Regions from separate parts of the Homo sapiens genome. Here region 2 is linked to region 1. A link is a loop called in an ENCODE intact Hi-C map of the cell type or tissue named here. Cell type or tissue: PC-3. All regions are shown on one strand.

Region 1 (2,500 bases):
AACTCTCTACAAACTAAGCATCAGAGAAACATATGTCAAAATAATAAAAGCTGTCTATGACAAACTCACAGTAAAAAATCCTACTGAATAGAGAAAGTTGAAAGCATTTCTGTTAAGTATTGGAACAAGACAAGTATGGTCACTCTCATGATTTCTATTCACCACAGTATTGGATGCTGTAGCCAGGGCAATCAAGCAAGAGAAAGAAATAAAAAGCATCCAAATTGTGAAGACAAAGTTAAATTATCTCTGTTCACAGATGACATGTTCTTTTGCCCAGAAAACCCTGAAGATCCCTTCCAAAGACTGTTAGACTTGATAATTACTTCAGTAAATATTCAGAACACAAAATTGATGTAAAAAATCAATAGCATTTCTATACACGAATAACATTCAAGCTAAGAACCAAATCAAGAGCTCAATCCCATTTACAATAGCCCCCCAGATAATAAAATACTCAGGAATACATTTAAACAAGGAGGTAAAAGATCTCTACAAGGAGAGCTACAAAACATTGATGAAAGGATTCATAAATGACACAAACAAATGGAAAACATTCAATGCTTAGAGATTGAAAGAAACAATATCATTAAAATGACCATATAGCCTGAAGCAATTTATATTCAACATAATTCCTATCAAATTGCCAATGCAATTTTCTTGGAATGAAAAAAAAATCAGTTCTAAAATTTGTGTGCACTCGAAAAGAAGCCCAAACAGCCAAAACAATCCTAAGCAAAGAGAACAAAACTGGAGGCATCTTATTACCTGACTTCAAATTGTAATACAATTCTATATAACCAAAACAGCATGGGACTGGTATAAAAATAGACACAATGACCAATGAAATGGAATAGAGAACCCATAAAGAAAGTCACATACTTACAAGCAACAGATCTTTAACCAAGTTGGCAAAAATAAACAATGGGGGAAAAGACATTCCATTTAATAAATGGTGCTGGGAAAATTCAATTACAATATGTGAAAGAATGAAACTGGACTCCTATCTCTCACCATGTAAAAAGTTTACTCAATGTGTGTTAAACACTTAAATATAAGACCTCAAGCTATAAAAATTCTCGAAGAAAATCTAGGAAATACTCTTCTGGAACTCGGCCTAAGTAAATAATTAATGACTAAGACCTCAAAAGCAAATGCAACAAGAAGAAATGTAGACAAATGGGACTTAATTAAAAAGAAGTTTCTCCCCAGCAAAAGAAATAATCAAGAGAATAAACCCAAACGCCTACATAATGGGAGAAAATATTTGCAAGCTACACATCTAACACAAGACTAACATCCAGAATGTACAAGAAACTCAAACAACCCAATGAGAAAAATAAATAATCTCATTAAAAAGTGGAAAAAGAACATGAACAGAAATTCTCAAAAGACAAATAAGTGGCCCACAAACATGAAAAAATGCTCAACATCACTAATCATCTGAATAATACAAATTAAAAACACAATTAGACACCACCTTATACAAGTTAGAATGGCTACTATTAAAAAGTAAAAAACAAACAAAAAACCCCCCAAAAAACAAAAACAGATATTGGCAAGGATGAGGAGGCTATAGAACACCTGTACACTTTTGGTGGGAATCTAAATTGGTACAACCTCTATGGAAAGACAATATGGAAATTTCTCAAAGAGCTAAAAGTGGAACTGTCATTTGACCCAGTAATCTCACTACTGCTTACATATATCCAAAGGAAAAGAAATCACTATATAAAAGACACCTGCACTCAGATGTTTATCAAAGGATAATAGGAAAAAAAGTGGTGTGTGTGTGTGTGTGTGTGTGTGTGTGTATATATAAAATGGACTAGTAATCTGCCATAAAAAAGAATAAAATGTGTCTTTTGCAGCAACATGGATGGAACTGCCTTCAGTTCCATTATACTAAGTGAAATAACTCAGAAACAGAAAGTCAAACACTGCATGTTCTCACTTCTAAGTGTGAGATAAATAATAGGTAAATATGGACATACAGAGTAGAATAAAAGACATTTGAGAATCTAAAAGGTGAAAGGAAAGGAAGGGAGTGAGGGATGACAAATTACCTATTTGGTCCAATGTTCGCTATTTGAGTGATCAGTACAGCAGAAGCCCAAACTTCACCATTATGCATTATATCCATGTAACAAATCTACACTTGTACCCCCTGAATCTATAACAGAATAAATAAATAAACACCCTTTAAAGAAACCTTGTCATCATCTATTCATTTTTATAAGAATTGATATTCAATAATGTAACTGAATCAGCTAGAATCTAAAGTTTTCTATGAGCTATGTATTGAAATAAAAAGCAATTCATTATTTTATTGTTTAATGAGTCTAGGTCAAAAATACAGAAAGAAGCAAATGAGTTTGATAGCTAAATTTATCATTAATCTTGTCCTTAATCTCACCCAAACTAACCTGTTCTTACTCAACAGTTGGTCTGTTTCTAATAAGCATTTTCTTTTCTTTTTTTTTTTTTTTTTTTTTTTTTG
Region 2 (2,500 bases), 280 kb after region 1:
AACACAAGAGGATGTTTCTCCTATATTCTCTGTGTAGATGTTGTATAGCTCCTAGTAGTAAAACTCACAAGTGTTCCTCTCTGTATGACTGGGATTCGTTTCCCTGGTGATTTTTAACTTTCAAATTTGTCCACATTGAGCCTCCGGCAATTCATCCACTGGAGTTCAAGTTGTTGTACCTGGGCACTGATTCCCATGAAGGTTGCTACAGGTGAGTTTCTGCTTCAGTAAGTTGCAATTCTCTGTATTCTTCTGTCAATCTCTCCGGTTGGGAGTGGGATAACTGTTTGTCTTGTGACTTCATTTGTCCTATAAATCTAAGAGCCGTTATTGAGTTTTCAGTTTATACAACTTTTTAGTTGTTGTTAGGACAAAGTAGCAACTTCCAAGCTTCTTAAATGCTGAACCAGAAACTGGAAATCTAGGAATCTGGTTTTAAGTAAGTAACAAAGCATGATCTTGCCAAGAAAAAATATACTAGAGTTAGTTTAAACACAGCTGTAGCAAAGCTGTGTTCTTTAAGAATAACACAGAGCACTCCACCCCCTGATCATACTTGCTACAGAAAAGATATAATATATAATATCTCTAATTTGGAAGGATTTGAGGAGATATGTTTCATCCAATGCTGGAAATTTCACTTAATTCAATAACAAATCAAATAAGAATATAAAAAATACTCAAAGAACTGCAAGTAAAAACAATTGACACAAGCAAAAAGGCTGGGTGCTGAGGGCTCACCCCAAAGCAAGCCTTGCTGTATCACTGCTTAACACCTCCACTTATGGGAAGTCGGTGTTTATGAAATCGCATAAAGATTAGTAGAAGGCAGTAGCTTTTACGAATTTTTTCTTCACATTTGTATTTATCTCCTATAACAGTGTTCTTCATCAGGCTATTGACTTAAGTTGCACTGTTATTTTTTAGTATTGTAGACGCTCTTAGCTTGATCTTACCCAAAGGCCTTTGGACATGTTATTTTCTTTTCTGAAAATTCTTTCTTTCTTCTTTGATTTTAACTCCTAAGTATGTCTTTAAGCTCTAGCTCAGTGATTTCTTTTTCTGATTTTTGTAGGTCAATCCTCTTTTCTTAGATTCTCACAGCAAAATATAATGCATTTATAGTTCATATTATGGTGAAAGTGTTATTTATTTTTTAAATAAATTTTGTACCTGTTTTTCCCATTAAAATATAAGTTTCATTAGATAAGTAGACAACTGTGCAACTGTGTCTATTTTTGCTCTCCAATAAGTACCTATTTCTATCAGGCACTTAGCATAAAAATAATCATTCGATAAATATTTATGCAATGAGTTAATGAAGTAAATAAAATACATTTACGACTTATTAAAAATCCCAGGTCTTAAATAGTTTCATACAGCCTTTGTATTATCTCAAAATTTTATTTGCCAGTAAAACAATCCAAGTTTCTTTAAACCTTACTATGTAGTACTTCAAGTCTCTACCTCATATTAAATAATGTTTATTGCAGAATAGAAATGAATCAGTTAAAGCCTAGAGGTTTTTATGTAATATCTTGAGTAAACTGCTCAGTTTGACATGCTTCATCCATTTTACTGCCATGCCATAAATGTCTTTATAGAAATCACTGGTTGAAATATTAAATTCAGGGTATATCATGGTGTTCCATTAGGCACACAACATTTTAACCTATGCTTATTTTATGAGAAGCCTTTTAACTTATTACATGTATACCTACCTATATTGTGATATAAATCACAGTTATTAAATGTTCTATCAAAACTATAACTTTTTTCTAATTTATTAGTTTGATAAAATTATCTAGGAAAAATTGGTTTGAAATTGGTTTTTACTGATATATCTATAGTGAACTCATTCCAGACTCTAGAGATCTCTGTTTTGCTTCCTATTGAGTAATTTAATCTTTAAAGATATTTCCTATTAAACTACATCCATCAAACCATGGTAAGAAAAATCAAAGATTTCCGTCTCTTAGGGAGTCAAGATGTCTGTTTATATGCACGATTTTGTCCTCCTTCTATCATCTGGTGATTTAAAAGGTATTGAATGACGGAACTCAGTCTTCACTCTCTTTCATGGTTTGCTATGAGCAACATAGCACTCACAGACTCTAAATCATGTTACACATAACCAACCTTCTTACATAACAGTGTCTTCAACTTGCACTTTTTAATACTGGCCCTATCTTTCATAGTCTGAAAACATTTCTACTCAAAGACAATCTGGAATCATAATAGAGTAAAAGAGAGGAATTACACCCCACAATGAATTATATCCCTGGCCTCATCCATACATATTTTACATTATGTAGCTGATGAGATTTGAGACTTTTAAGCTGATGTGACTCAGATGATATTTTGAACTTGAGCTGATGCTGTAATTCATTGAGATTTTTGGGGACCTTGGGTGGAATGAATGCATTTTGCATGTGGGATAGATGTGACTCTTTGGGAACCAAAGCCTAGAATGTTGGGCAGAATAACAGTTCTGGAATAA

What was found. Hi-C counts contacts between places; a loop is a spot of excess contacts. Peaks named below come from ENCODE experiments on the same cell type or tissue, not always from the same donor. Only the 100,000 strongest peaks of a DNase experiment are listed, where the experiment ranks them.
Region 2: it touches region 1 in a loop (5-fold over the local background); 2 of 110 quality-filtered maps call a loop at or near these places.

The regions. Positions count from the first base shown.
Region 1 is chr11:37,940,792-37,943,291 of GRCh38, reverse strand. All of the region lies in intron 1 of LINC02760 (long intergenic non-protein coding RNA 2760), which reads right to left. Among named protein-coding and RNA genes, the nearest start is that of LINC02760, 3.4 kb to the right of the region's middle. In PC-3, no CTCF peak of the experiment used is centred here; a DNase peak (open chromatin) is centred at 1,071; H3K27ac peaks cover 565 bases.
Region 2 is chr11:37,661,539-37,664,038 of GRCh38, reverse strand. No RefSeq gene overlaps it. Among named protein-coding and RNA genes, the nearest start is that of LINC02760, 280 kb to the left of the region's middle. In PC-3, no CTCF peak of the experiment used is centred here; no DNase peak of the experiment used is centred here.